Linked DNA regions of Homo sapiens: region 2 is linked to region 1. Evidence: read pairs that join two places in POLR2A ChIA-PET (ENCODE). Cell type or tissue: PC-3. All regions are shown on one strand.

Region 1 (8,000 bases):
TGTAAAAATACATTTATGGCCCCAAATAAATACATGCTCTCAAATAAACAGACCTAACAAAGTTGAGGGAGTCATTAAAAAACTAAACTATTGGCCAGGTGCTGGGGCTTATGCCTATAATCCCAGCACTTTGGGAGGCCAAGGCAGGTGGATCACCTGAGGTCAGGAGTTCGAGGCCAGCCTGGCCCATATGGTGAAACTCCATCTCTAATCAAAATACAAAAATTAGCTGGGCATGGTGGTGGGTGCCTGTAATCCCAGCTACTTGGCAGGCTGAGACAGGAGAATCGCTTGAACCTGGGAGGCGAAGGTTGCAGAAAGTCGAGATTGCACCATTGCACTCAGCCAGGGTGACAAAAGTGAAACTCCATCTCAAGAAAAAAAAAAAAAAAAAAAAAAAACTAAACTATTTACTCTTCACCAGTTCATGAACATTAATTAGCCACAGAAACAATTAGAGCCACAGACTTTGCAAGCATTCAGGTTAATTCAGTAGAAGAATAATAGGTCTTGAAGTCAGCCCTGGGTTTGAATACAGCCCCACGATGTACTAGCTTTGAGACCTTGGAAAAGTTCATGTGTCTGAGCTTCCTTATCTGCAAAATGGGGAAAATACCTACATTACAGGCAGGGAGTTTTGAGGATTAAGAGAGAAAGGTATATATAAACCCCAACAATGAATGGGACAAACAGGCACTCTATACACACCTACTTTCCTATTCAAATTCTCTACATGCTAAATGGTAAAATAAATCTCCCCAGCTTCTCAACCTACAATAGACCCTTACTGTTTAATATAGCAAATGCTTTCCATTAACAGTGCACCAAATTTTGCATTACAATACTCCACAAGTCAAATTCTCTGCTTCAGCAAAATCTGAATCTCTTATATATTCCCAGCTTTTTATTTTCATGCTCTTACAAATATCATCACACACCACCACCAGCAGCATTTCCCAAAGTAGTTCACAAAGGAATTGGGGTAAGAGGAGTAGGGCAGGATTGGGTGGAATGAGGGCCTTTCAAGTCAATAAAGACAGTAATGGCATTTGGTTCAATTTCTACTTTTTAAAAACATTTTTTTCTTCAAAACAGGACAGTGTGAGAACATGCAACTGTATATCTAGGGAGTATATGCAGTAGTTGGTGACAACTGGGCAACAGAACTCAGCTAAACACTGCTACTAGTCATGGTGGTTTAAAATTGCTTTATTCTTAAGACATATATTGTTCCACTGATACCCATACTGGACCACTGGTAAAAAGGAAAAGCAAAGGGAATATTGTGAGTGAAAGATAATTAACAGGGGGATGAACATAAAAAATAATAAGTCTGGGCCGGGCGTGGTGGCTCACGCCTGTAATCCCAGCACTTTGGGAGGCCAAGGCAGGCGAATCACGAGGTCAGGAGATCGAGACCATCCTGGCTAACACGATGAAACCCCGCCTCTACTAAAAATACAAAAAATTAGCCAAGCGTGGTGGCGGGTGCCTGAAGTCCCAGCTACTTGCGAGGCTGAGGCAGGAGAATGGCGTGAACCCGGGAGGCGGAGCTTGCAGTGAGCCGAGATCGCGCCACTGCACTCCAGCCTGGGCAACAGAGCGAGACTCCATCTCAAAATAATAATAATAATGATAATAATAATAATAATAAGTCTGTTCTTTACAGATATATGTCACAATCTTCTGCTCAAAATTCCTTTGTAGCAAAATAAAACATCTAAAACTATGCTAAAAAATACAAAACAGTAACAATTATATCCAATGTGCCTTATCATTTATTGGGAATACAAATTATCTACATTATGTTTTTGCATAACAGAATTTTCAAACAGCACCCTGAAAGAGAAGTATTAACTACCTGACTTTTTTCAAAGGCAAAAAATGAAAAGTCAAGAGGCTTCTGGTTTCCAGCTCTGTATTTAAGGAGCTGAAAAGTCGCCACTCCATCCTAACAAGTAAAAAGGCTGAACAAACTGAAAAATCAACAAGTCTTCTTAGTTCTGTAAGAAAAGTGAGATCACAAGGTAAACTGATGCCTCTGAAATTGAAGCAACAGACAGGCAGATACAGAGAATCACAACATACTGGAGCAGAAATTTTTTTTTTTTTTTTTTGAGACAGGGTCTGGCTCTGTCACCCAGGCTGGAGTGCAGTGGCACGATCAGGGCTCTCTGCAGCCTTGACCTCCTAGGTTCAAGGGATCCTCTCGCCTCAGCCTCCCAAGTAGCTGGGACTACAGGCATGCACCACACACCCAGCTAGTTTTTGTATTTTTAGGAGAGACTGGGTTTCTCTATGTTATCCAGGCTGGCCTCGAATTCCTGGGCTCAAATAATCTACCCACCTCGGCCTCCCAAAGTAAGTGCTGGGATTACAGGTGTGAGCCACTGCACCCGGCCTGGAGCAGAAACTTCCCCAAGAAAAATCCCTTTCCAGCAGGAGGAGAAGGAAAAGGAACCATTTTGAAATATGCCAGAGCACTGGGGTCTTCCTAACAAGGCCTGTCCTCAGGAGAAGCTACCTAACCAGAGCCTCATCTGACAGTGGATTTTCCCACAGCCTAACGGGCCTGGAGGGAAGAGAAATTCTCAGCTCTAGCCCACTCAAGCCTTCCATGTGATGAACAGAAACATATAATTCCAGCCGAGTCTAGCGACCCTGTCCCACCTAAGAGGAAATAAAACCTGAGAAACACTGTGAAGTTCACAGTCCAGAGGCACAGGCTTACTCAAAGACTGAGACCTACTCATAGGACAAGAGAACACTTCTGTATTCACCAGGCAGTTTCATCATTCCCACTGCCCAGCAAAGCCGATGCACTGAACAGCAGGTTTTTGCAATAGAGAAAGAGTTTAATAAACCCAGAGGCAGCTAAGCAAGAGGACAGGAGCTTATTATTACTCAAATATGCCTTTCCAAAAATCCAGAGGCTATGGTTCTTCAAGGATAATTTGGAGGCAGCAGGGTCGGGAATAGGGAATGCTGATTGGTTGGGTTGAAATCATAGGGAGTCGAAGTTTGTCTTCTTGTACTGAGTCAGTTCCTGGGTGCGGGCCAAAAGACCAGATGAGCCAGTTTACCAGTCTGGGTGGCACCAGCTGGTTGGTTCATCAGAATGCAGGGTCAGAAAAATACCTCAAACACCAATCTTAGGTTTTACAATAGTGATGTTATCTATAGGAGCAATTGGGAAGTTTAGGAATCTTGTGGCCTCTGGCTACATGACTCCTGAGCCAGAATTTCTAATCTTGTGGCTAACGTTTCAGTTTTACAAAGATGGTCTAATCCCTAAGCAAAGAGGGGGTTTGTCTCAGGAAGGGGCTGTTATCATCTTTGCTTCAAAATTAAACTATAAAGTAAATTCCTCCTATATTTTGTTTGGCCTATGCCCAGGAATGAATAGGAACAGCTTGGAGGTGAGAAGCAACATGGAGTCAGTTAGGTTAGATTTCTTTCACTGCCATAACTTTCCTATGCCAAAATTTTTCTCATGGTCATAATTTTTGCAAAGATGGTTTCACTTCCTCTCCTCCCACACTTCTATCACTACATTACTAAAGGCCTACTTAAGAGTGATCCCTTTACCCCATATTCATGCCCAGCTATCAAGAAAAAATTACAAGGCATACTAAAAGGCAAAACAACACAGTTTGAAGAGACAGACCAAGCATCAGAAACAGACATGACAAGGATGTTGGAATTATCAGATAGGGAATTTAAAACAACTATGGTTAATTTGTTAAGGGCTCTAATAGATAGTCAGCATGCAAGGACACATAGGCAATGTAACCAAAGAAATAGAAATCTTAAGAAAAAAAAATGTTAAGGATCAAAAACACTGTAACAGAAATGAAGAACGTCTTTGGTAGGCTTATTAGTAGACTGGACATAGCTAAGGAGAGAATATCTGAGCTTAAGAATGTATCAATAGAAACCTCCAAAACTGATAAGCAAAGAGAAGAAAGACTGAAAAACAGAATATCCAAGAACTGTGGGACAAGTATACAAGGTTTAACATAGGTATAGTGGAAATACTAGATGGAGAAAAAGAAAGAAACAGAAAAAATATACGAAACAATATAGGCTGAGAATTGCCCCCAAATTAATGCCAGACACCAAACCACAGATCCAGGAAGCTTAGAGAATACCAAGCAGCATAAATGCCAACAAAAACTATACCTAGGCTATCGTTTCAAACTACAAAAAGTAAAAGATAAAGAAAAATTCCTGAAAGAAATCAGAGAAAAAAAGTAAATTGGCTATAGAGAAACAAAGATAAAAATTATATCTGCCTTCTCAGAAATCACATAATCAAGAACAAAGTGGAGTGAACTATTTAGTGTGGAGAGGAAAAGAAAAAACCCACCAACTTAGAATTCTTGTACCTTGTGAAACTATCCTTCAAAACTGATGGAGAAATAACGACTTTCTCAGACTAACAAAAATTGACAGAGTTTGTTGGCAGTAGACCTGCCTTACAAGAAATGTTAAAAGAAGTTCTTTTGAGAGAAGGAAAATAATGTTAGGTCAGAAATAAGATCTACATAAAGAAAACAAGAGCATCAAGAAGGAGTAAGTGGAGGTAAAACAAAAATGTTTATTTTTTTAATTGATCTAACAGATCAAAGTTTGTTCAAAATAATAATGGCAACAATGTATTTGGTTATGTATGCTTATGTGTACAGTAGTCCCTTATTATCCATGGGAGATTGGCTTCAGGGCCCCACCCCCAGTGGATACCAAAATCCATGAATGCTCAAGTCCCTTATATAAAATGATGCATTATTTGCTTTTAATCTACATACATCATCTTATGTACTTTAAATCATCTCTAGATTACTTATAATACCTAATACTATGCAAATAGTTGTTATACTGTATTGTTTAGAAAATAATGACAAGAGAAAAACATCTGTACATGTGCAGTACAGATGCAATTATCCCTTATTTTTCAAATATTCTGATCCACAGTTGGTTGACTCCATGGAGGCAAAGCCCACATATATGGAGGGCTGTGTGTGTATATATATATGTGTGTGTGTTTGTGTATGTGCATACACATATAGTTATATACACTAACGTATAAGTGAAATGAATGACAGCATAAGACAGGAGGGAGAAATTAGGAATATTTCATTATTATAATGAAATACACTGCCCATGTATTAGTACAGAGTTATTTGAAATTGGTCTTGGATGAGTTGTAAATATATACAGCAAACTTCTAGGGAAACCACTTTAAAAAAGTTTAAAAAAACAAAAAAAGGAGCATGGTGGCTCACATCTGTTAATCCCAGCACTTTGGGAGGCCAAGATGGGAAGACTGTTTGAGCCCATGAGTTTGAGACCTGCCTGGGCAACACAGTTGAGACTTCATTTCTACAAATAATTTTTAAAAACAAGTATACTTTATATGTTACAAAAGAGAAAATGGAATAATGTAAAATGATTTAATACTAAATAATAAACCATAAAAGGCAAAAAAGTGTGGAAGATAAAAATAGAAACAAAAAACAAGGGCAACAAATAAAACACAATAACAAATATGGTAGGTATCCAACTATATACCCAACTAACAATCACCTCAAATGCCAATGGTCTAAACACACTAATTGAAAAACAGGAATTGTCAAGGTAGATCAAAAAACAAAACCCAATCATATGTGGTCTACAAAAAGTCCACTTTAAATATAAAGACATATGTAGATTTAAATGGTTGGAGAAAGCTATACCACACTAACAATAATCAAAAGCAAGTGGGAGTAGCTACAGTAATTTCAGACATAGCAAACTACAGAGCAAGAAAGGTTATCAGAGATAGAGAGAGGCGTTACAAAATGATAAAGGGGTCAATATTCCAAGAATACGTAACAATCATTAGTGTGTATGTGCCTAACAACAGAGCATTAAAATACATGAGGTAAAACTGATAGAACTGTAAGAAAAAAGAGGTGAATCCACTATTACATTTGGAGGCTTAGCATCCCTCAGAAATAGGCATATCTAGCAGGCAAAAAATCAGGAAGGACATAAACTCAACATCAATCAATTGTATGTAAATGACATCTATAGACTATTCCATCAAACAACAGCAGATTACACATTTTTCTCAAGCTCATGTGGACTATTCACCATGATAGACCACATTTTAGGCCATAAAACACACTCTAATAAATTTAAAAATATAGAAACCATATAAAATCTGCTGTCAGATCACAATGGACTTAAATAAAAAATTAATAACAAAAACATAGCTGGAAAATTCCAAAGTACTTGGAGATAAAACAATACACTTCTAAGTAACATAGGGGTAAGAGAATTCTCAAGATAATTTAAAAAAATATTTTGAACTAAATAAAAATGGAAACAACTTATCAAAATTTGTAGTTTCTAGCTAAAGCAAAGGGAAATGCATAGGATTTGGATGCAAAAATTAGGAAAGAAGAAAGACCTAAGATCAACAACCCAAGTTTTCCCCTTTAGAAACTAGAAAAAGAAAAGCAAATTAAATCCAAAGTAAGCAAAAGCAAAAAAAAGTATAAAAATTAGAGCAGAAATTAACGAAAGAGAACACAAGAAATCAATGGAAAAAATCAATAAAGCAATGTTTGCTCTTTGAAAAGATAGATGAAATCAGTAAGCATCTAGACAGGCTAAGAAAAAAGGAGACAGAATACAAATTACTAATATCAGAAATGAAAAAGAGAACATCATTACAGATCCCATGAACATTAAAAGGATAAAGAAGTTTTATAAACAACTTTATGCCCACAAATTTGATAACATACCTGAAAAGGAACAATTCATTGAAAAACACAATCTGCCAATACTCACACACAAAAATAAACAATCTAAGTTGGCCTGCATCTATTAAACATTTGAATCAATATTTAATAACCTTTAAAATAGAAAGTACCAAGCCCAGGTGAGTTCACTGATAAATTCTATCAAACATTTAAGGAAGAAATTGTAACAATTCTCTGCAATATCTTTCAGAAACTAGAAGCAGTGGAAATACTTCCTAACTCATTCTATGAAGTCAGCATCACCCTAATACCAACACCAAAGACATTACAAGAAAAGAAAACTATGGACCAATGTCTCTCTTGAACATAAACGCAAAAATCCTCAAAAAAGTATTAGCAAATCAAATCTAAAAATGTATAAAAAGAATTATACACCATGACCAAGTGGGATTTATCCCAATTATGCAAGGCTGGTTCAACATACAAAATCAATAAATGTAATCTAATCCATCACATCAACAGACTTAATTAGAAAAATCACATGATCATATCATTTGACAAAACTCACCACCTATTCATAATAAAAACTTTCATCAAACTAGGAATAGAAGGGAATCTCCTCAACTTGATAAAAAACATATTTTTAAAAACCCTGCAGCTAACATCATACTTAACAGTGAGAAAGTCAGCCAGGCACAGTGACCCACACCTGTAATCCCAGCACTTTGGGAGGCTGAGGCAAGAAGATTGCTAGAGCCTAGGAGTTCAAGACCAGCCTGGGCAACATGACAAAACCCCATCTCTACAAAAAATACAAAAATTAGTCAGGCATGGTGGTGCACATCTGTATTTCAAGCTACTTGGAAGACTGAAGTGGCAGGATTACTTCAGCCCATGAGATCAAGGCTGCAGTGAGCCATGTTCACACCACTGCACTCCAGCCTGGGTGACAGAGCCAGACCGTGTCTCAAAAAAAAAAAAAGAGAGAAAATTGAGACTTTCCCACTAAGACCAGGAACCAGGCAAGGATGTCCGTTATTACCACTGCTTTTCAAGATCAAATTGGAAGTCATAACTGGTGCAATAAGACAAGAAAAAGAAACAAAAGGTATGTAGATTAAGAAGGAAGACACAAAACTGTCTTCTTCACAGATGACATGATTGTCTATGTAGAAAATTCCAAAAGAATAAACAAGAAATTCCTGGAACTAATAAGCAATTATAAGAAGATTCAGAATAAAAGTTTAATAT
Region 2 (8,000 bases), 1.4 Mb after region 1:
CATGAATGGATACATAAAGTATTGCTTTTTAAAGATCTTTCTTTGAGAATTATGGAGACCCCAAGAGATGCTATACCAAAGATCAACTTACTGCCAGTGATCAAATTTGCTCATTGATCTTTGAGGAAAACCAGCATTCTTTGTGGAAAGGAATTGGTAATCGTCTTGGAAACCTAGTCTCAGCTCTTAGAACTGAGAATTTTTTTTCCTAGTTTCTTTGTGGACTCAGTCCTTCAAGAAAGTTTGATAAACTCCCTATACTGACAAGTAGAGTCTAGGGTGGCATGAGTCTGAATCAAAAGTCAGCTTAGAATGCACATGAAGTGGGTAAAGGTCATTACTGGGGTTCAGGGTTACCAACTGAGGCTAAGCAAAGGAGAACATTCAGGTAAAAGCCAAAGAAAAGAAAAAGTTTATGGCAATTTTTCTTTTTTCTTCTTCGTCTTCTTCCTCTTCTTCTTTTTTTTTTTTTTTTTTTTTTTTTTTTGAGACGGGGTCTTGCTTTGTCACCCAGGCTGGAGTGCAGTGATGTGACAATAGCTCACTGCAGCCTCCAACTCCTGGACTCAAAAAATTCTTCTGCCTCAGCCCCGAGTAGCTGGGACTATAAGGAGCATGCCACTACACCTGGCTAATTTTATTTTTGTTTCTTTTTTAGAGAGATGGGGTCTCACTATGTTGCCCAGGCTTGTCTCAGATTCCTGGGCTTCAGCAATCCTCCAGCCTTGGCCTTCCAAAGTGGTGAGATTACAGATGTGAGCCACTGTGCCCAGCCAATGGCAATTTTTTTTTTTTTTTTGAGACGGAGTCTCGTTCTGTCGCCCAGGCGGGAGTGCTGTGGCGCGATCTCCGCTCACTGCAAGCTCCGCCTTCCGGGTTCACGCCATTCTCCTGCCTCAGCCTCCCGAGTAGCTGGGACTACAGGCGCCGGCCACCACGCCCGGCTAATTTTTTGTATTTTTAGTAGAGATGGGGTTTCACCATGTTAGCCGGGATGGTCTCGATCTCCTGACCTCGTTATCCACCCGCCTCGGCCTCCCAAAGTGCTGGGATTACAGGCGTGAGCCACCGCGCCCGGCCGGCAATTTTTAAATCCAGCTTCTGCAATCCCTAGTGTGGGCATGAGAGAACTAATTAAAGGAAAGGATGGTAATCAAACACATGTGACATACTGGGTCAAGTGTAGGAGAATATCCGGAATCCATTAAAGCTGCCCCTTCATTCTGGGGATGGCCCTGAACAAGGCCTTTTGCACATTAGTGATTCATTTGTTAGTGGACTTTGAATTTGTTTATACAATGACAGTCACTGGCTGTTTTGAAAAAATATATATCCTTTTTTTAATGGAAAAGCCTATATATGATGAATTAATGCCAAGTAATTGGTTTTGTGAGCCACAGCTGGAAAGGACTACAAAGATATATAAATGCAGGCTCTTTAAGTCTTTAGCAAGACTTCATCAATTCAGAATGATTTGGAGAAAACAATTACCAGCATAATATGTGAACATTTGGAATTGGGGAACATTATAAAGCATTCATTTTTCTTTTCAAGTGTAAGAATTCAAACTTGGTCCCTGTGAGAATTAGACCCTTCAGGGCCTGCTTAAATAAATTATTGAGAGTAACTTGTAATTGACATATCAATTTCTTCCTATGTAAACAGTCTTTCCACATTTTGTAGCATATTATTCTACCCAACTGTAATATTCTCCCAGCAAAAGTTTAAGGCATCATTCATTTCTTTGGCAAACTCATTGCCCCATGAAGTGAAAGATAAATTTAAAACTCTGCCTAACACCAACTGTTATAGATTGACAATCTGTCTTACTACCTAAAATTAAGAGGAGCATATTTCGTCAACCAAAATTCCTAAAAGACGGAGTAAGTGAGGATTTTCTGTGTTCATGATTACCTCTTTCCACAGGTCATTATCTGTGTCACCAAGACTTTAGGTCAGCTTTGAAATCAGATTTCAAAAGCCTTCAGTTCTGCAAACATCCATAAGTCATGAAAAATTCCCATTAGCCCATTGGCAGTGTTCCTTGTAAACAGCAACTTTCATTCCTTCCCACAACACAGAGCTAAGAAAACGGAGGAAGCTGCCTGCGGCAACTACATACCCTGAGTTGTCACCATATACACATGTTCCCATGAAAAACAAGCAAAAACGGGACTATCAGGAGAGGCAGACACAGAGATGTCTACTCATTCCCAGTGCTTCTTTGGCCCAGTTCTGATTTTTTTTTTTTTTTTTTTTAGGCTAGCATTGATTTTCAAGCATTGGAAGGAATTGGTGAGGGTTTTTGCTAATTAGCAGGGAGGCCAAGCACACCGCTCTTGGCTGCGCCACAAGGAGGTGGTTGCCTGTGGTTTGGGATATTCTTTTCCTCTTCACTGCAGTCTCTGGGATGGTGGGTCTTGTCTCTAAGCAGCTGGAATGAAGGCAGAACGTATATCCCATCATTTGGAAGCAGCATGCATTCAGGTTCTCCTAAATGATCTCTAATAAACATCAAGGCGGGCCCCATTCCTGTGATGTGTATCAGTTTGGGTAAATAAATGCATTTCCTTCAGGATTTCATAAATTTTGATCATAGTGCTTCCTGGGTTTGTCAAATCTAAAAGTTTTAATTATTCTTTTCTGTTCTTACAGGGCTATCTCTTCATCCACTTCATCCATTCAGTGACCCTTTCCTGTACTTTTCAGCTCTGTTCTCTTTGATGAGTTAAAATGAGAGGGCAATGGAGTATAATGGGTAACTTCAAGATCCTAGGAATATGCAAGTCCAGAGCATATTGTTTCCTCATCATTAAAATCAGAAGAATAACAACATGCTCTTTACTGGATTGTTGTAAGGATTAAATAAATTAACATGTGTAGCTATTAGAAGAGAACCTAGTCTGTACAAGCATAAGCGTGATAATCTGAACACACAAACAGAACTAGATAGCTGAGTTTTTCTCTTCTTTATACAAACGTTTTGGAAACTGTTATCTATGCATTTGATAGAAATGTGATTCTAGATTTTTCTGAATCTAGGTGCAGTTGATTCCATCTTCCAGGATGAGATATGTAGTAACCTCACTGTCTAGCCTTAAAGTGGTAGCTGCTCTAACATGTTGACTTTGCACATCATATGTAAAGAACCACACTATTAATCTTACTGAAAACCACATTCATTGTTTATTCAAGCCTGCTCTCATCCAGGCACTTCATTAGGCGGTGAAATTTCAAGAATAAACCAAAGTCTTCACCCTTTGAACCTTACAGTCCTGTTCATAGTTATGTACTATTTATTGCTGTGTAACAAATTACCCTAAAACTTAGCTACTTAAAACAACAAACATTTATCTCACACAGTTTCTGGGGGTCAAGAATCCAGGAGCAGTTTAACTAGGTAATTCTAGCTCAATGTTTCTCACAAAGTGGTACTCAAACTATTTACTGGAGCTACAGGATCAACTAGGCTGGAGAATTTTTTTCCGAGCTTCCTCACCTGATTATTGGCAAGCCTCAATTTCTTGCTGGCTGTTGGAGGCAGGTCCCTATTCCTCACCATGTGAGCATCTCCACAGGCTGTTAGAGTGACCTCAAAACATGACAGCTGGCTTCCCCCAGAGAGAGTAATCCAAGAGAGAGAACGAATGAGAAAGCACCCAAGATGGAAACTGCAGTCTTTTATAGCTCAATCTTGGAAGTAACATCCCATCATTTCTACCATATGTCATTGGTCACACAGATCCTGGTAGCATGTAGGAGGTGGACACACAAGGGTATGAATACAGCAGATAGGGACCATTAGAGACTAACTACCACACAGTGATTGAGAGTCATAGTTTTTTGTGAGTCATTGGTCAAAGGAGACAGATGGGTCAGAGATTCTGTTCCATGCTTTTTATTTGAAAACCCAGCCTCCCATCATCAAGAGGCTCCTCTAGTGCCCTTGATGCTCTCCACCTGATCCTCTGTATCTTGCCAGAAGGTCAGGAGCACGGGAAAAGCACAAGTATAGGGAAATGCACCATAGATTCAAGGGGCTAGACTTGAATGGAGATTGTAAGCATTATTTTGCCCCACATTCCATTGCCAGAAATCACCTAATTGAAAAGGAAGCTGAGCAATACGGTCTGTATGTGTCCCCAGATTAAAAAGGAATGAAATTTGGTGAATGCACAAGTCACTCTGCCACTCCCTGTAGCTGAAAAGAGGCTGTACGTTTAAGCAGTTTACATTTTTTTAAAAAAATGATTCTGTTCAGTTTTAATACAACAAAAATATGATTGCTCACCATTCTGCAACAAAGCAACTGATTGATTGCGTATTTTCACCTTTTCAATGCATTGTAAATGCAGCCCCTGTTAGAGGCCAGTAAGCAGGTGGTGGAGAGTAGTTCCTGAACCATTAAGTTTGCTGCTTTTTCAGGAATACTATTAAGATGCTGGCAGAAACAAGTCTTGCCTTGTTTCCCAAGTGCGGAAAAAAGAAAGTCTTTGTTCCCAAGCAAATGAAAATACAAATCACAAGACTAAAATTATGAATGCAAAACAATATATTAAAATGTGGCTTGTGTGTAGCATTTGCATGCATTTTAATATGCATCTGTCTTTCCCTTTGCTAAATTCAGTAGGCTCTGAAAATATTAAACAATGGAGTACAATTAATGATTAGAGGAATTGTTTTGGAATATATTTTAACCTATTTATATTCCTATTGCCAAACCTCTTGCTCTTTAAGGGCTCTGAGATGTCCAATGAGATCATTTTATTGGTCAGATCTCATATCACTGTAGCCTAAAAACAATTCACAAAAATATTTTTTATAAATTGACGTGATAACGCTCAAATGATTGTAACATGATTAAAACCATTCCCAGGATAGAAAAATCAAATCCAAATTTGGAAGCTGGAAAAGGCTTTAGAGATCCTTTGGATTGGATATTCTCATCCCTCCTACTCATTCCAAAGTCTGGCTATATTTATTTCCAAAGAACCCATAAGAAATTTAAGGCCATTTTTTTTTCCCCAAAAAACCCAATTTGCTGAGCCTTCTGCTCCAGTTATCTTTGCAGCTGAAGTTTTCAGAATTGGTTTTGCCCTTTTCTGGGTTTGTTTTCGTTGCTTTCTATTTGAGCAAACCCCCAAAAGGGAAATCACTTTTAGGGCAGTAGCAAAAATGAACCAAATTTCAACCACACTCAGAATTCTTGCTCTCTGCCCATCAAGGCTTCTGGACCAGAGGAGAATATATTTCATGAGAACACAGCTCTAAGCCATAAACTTGAAATACATCAAGCTCTTTGTTGTTAATTGGCGCTTACCTCACCTGAAGGCCTTTGCCAAGAAGAGCAGAGGGGTTTAATGGGGAAGGAAGAAAGGAAAAAGCCTGAAGTCCTGGAAAACACTCCAAGCCACATGTGATTTTAGCTGGGGGGCTCTCCACTCCCCAGTATGCTGGCGCAACAAAGTGGCCTATGTGCTCTCTCAGCCCTCGGCTGTTTGTTTGGGGGGCAATGCGCAGACTGGGGCCTGAGTGATAACTGCTTCGTGTAATTACGAAGACAGCTTGAAAACTATGCTCCTCTTTGTTTCAGCCTCCAGATGACGGCTGTCTGACTGCTGTTTGTGCCAGTTTTATTTCAAAGCGCTTTTCTTTCCATATTTCAAAGGTCAGTGTGTTTACCGTGGCCAAAAAGAGCCTGTGTGTAAGAGAAAGAAATCCATGTGGCTGAGTGGCAGGAGAACCAGAAGAGGAGTTAGGGAACTGGATTCGAATCCTAGCTCAGCTTCTAGGTAAGTTAGAGAACTAAATGAGTTGATCTCTTCTCCTTTAGCATTGAAAGGGGAGGAAGGAAGTAGTACTAGTGGCCTTATTTTAGATTAAAAAAAAAAAAAAGGCCGGGCGGTGGCTCACGCCTGTAATCCCAGCACTCTGGGAGGCCGAGGCGGGCGGATCACGAGGTCAGGAGATCGAGACCAGCCTGGCTAACACGGTGAAACCCCGTCTCTACTAAAAATACAAAAAATTATCCGGGCATGGTGGTGGGCACCTGTAGTCCCAGCTACTCTGGAGGCTGAAGCAGGACAATGGTGTGAACCCGGGAGGCGGAGCTTGCAGTGAGCCGAGATCGCCACTGCACTCCAGAGCCTGGGCAACAGAGCAAGACTCCGTCTCAAAACAAAACAAAAAAACCTAGAAGTGTGGTTCTCAAAGAAGACGTGTAGTTATTTCCAGTAAAGAAACACTATCAAACACTCAACTGAGAAAATGTCCACTTCATCTCCGTGAAATGGAAATATTTCCTCCCTCAGAGAAAGCAGGCTTGATATTTTGGCCACCCTTGGAAATCTTGAGATTGTTTTTGGTCAAGGAATTTTAGCACTGGGAACGAATAGCAAACCCCAAACCCTTTCTCAGGACTCTTAGTTGGCTTTCTGACGCCATTACTTAGAAAAACAAGGCTGGTTAGACTGAGTTACCTCCCCATATTTAAGACATTAGTGTTTTTATTATGGATATTTGAAAACAGCATCAGATTTCAATGGTGTAAGCTCCATACCTATTTCTCTTTTTTATTTTCTAAATTTTTAAAATGAAGTGGGGTCATTTGATCTCTTATCAAATCAGTTGGAGACTGGTTTTTTTCCTTTAACTTTTATTTTTTTTCTCTTGAGACGGGGTCTGACTCTGTCACCCAGGCTGGAGTGCAGTGGTGCCATCTTGGCTCACTTCTACCTCCACCTCCTGGGCTCAAGCCATCCTCCCGCCTCAGCCTCCCAACCCACCACACCCAGCTAATTCTTTTATTAATATTTTTTGTTGAGACAGGGTTTCACTATGTTGCCCAGGCTGTCTTGAACTCCTGAGCTCAAGCAATATGCTCACCATGGCCTCCCAAAGTGCTGGGATTACAGGCGTGAGCCACCGTGCCCAGCCCATACCTATTTCAGATGCTCTTCGTGATTCATTTTCTTCTAATATGTTTTTCCCATCTATCTTGCTCAATTTTTATAGAATGAGCTCCTGGGAAAAGGAGGTAAATAAGCTGTTGAAGTGGTAGAGAGCCTGCGTTCTGAAGCTACATTTGCCTAGGTTCACATGTTAATACTGCCACTTTGCTATGTGACCTCGGATAATTTGCTTAACTTTTCTGTGCCTCATAGTTTTCTTGTCTACTAATGTAAGTACTTACTTTATGGTGTTGTGAGGATTAAATGGATTAACCCACGTGAAATATGTAGAACAGTGTCTGGGACTTCATAAACATGCAAATGTTGAGCTAATTATGAAAAACACTCCTTTCCGAAATGAATTCTGCACTGGGAAAATTCTTCTCTTTTGTGCTACCGTTTCTCTTCTTGAATCGATCCACCTACATCTGCAGAAGTAAAAAAGTAAATTTGCAAATGCCAAGGGAACAGTGCCTGTGTTGTAAAAGAGAGGAGAAAGTAAAACAGAAAAAAAGAACAAAGGAAATATCTTAAATGTTATTCCCCAATTACTGTGAATTTTCAGCCTCCTGTGAAATAAAGATACTTTCTGCCTTGAGTTTGCACAAGACAAAAAGAATTCTCACTCCTTGACCAGAAAAAAAGCATGACCATCCTTGGCTGTGACTCAAGAAGAATGGAGGAAAGCACAGGAAGGGGAACTAAAGTGTATTGAAGACTTTGTCTACACCCTGGATTTGAATTCATGAGTTGAATACCATTGATTTTATAAGCAAATCAAACTTGATTTTATAATCAACGAATCAAAGAAAAAAAAGGTTCAGGGAGGTGAAGTGGCTTTTCAAGGTCGAGCCAGTCAGTGGCATGGCTGGATGTAAGCCCACTTCTACGTGATGCCAAGGCCCCTCATTTTGCCTCCTTCTTACATCCCCTTCTTAGGAGGAACCTGGCTAAGATGGAGTTCTGAGAGGCTCCCAGGAGTGTAGGCTGAACCTAGACTCAAGGTAATCCATTACTACACAGGCAGTATTATAAGCAAGATGCTCTTGT

What was found. Peaks named below come from ENCODE experiments on the same cell type or tissue, not always from the same donor. Only the 100,000 strongest peaks of a DNase experiment are listed, where the experiment ranks them.
Region 2: POLR2A ChIA-PET joins it to region 1 with 11 read pairs; 1 of 35 experiments calls an interaction of 5 or more read pairs at or near these places.

Annotation. Positions count from the first base shown.
Region 1 is chr12:93,718,496-93,726,495 of GRCh38, reverse strand. The region is part of intron 2 of CRADD (CARD and death domain containing adaptor protein); the gene reads right to left. All of the region lies in intron 2 of CRADD-AS1 (CRADD antisense RNA 1), which reads left to right. Among named protein-coding and RNA genes, the nearest start is that of CRADD-AS1, 15 kb to the left of the region's middle. In PC-3, no CTCF peak of the experiment used is centred here; a DNase peak (open chromatin) is centred at 3,095; H3K4me3 peaks cover 339 bases; H3K27ac peaks cover 2,028 bases.
Region 2 is chr12:92,286,276-92,294,275 of GRCh38, reverse strand. The region is part of intron 2 of LINC02391 (long intergenic non-protein coding RNA 2391); the gene reads left to right. Among named protein-coding and RNA genes, the nearest start is that of LINC02391, 74 kb to the left of the region's middle. In PC-3, no CTCF peak of the experiment used is centred here; DNase peaks (open chromatin) are centred at 3,825 and 4,115; H3K27ac peaks cover 732 bases.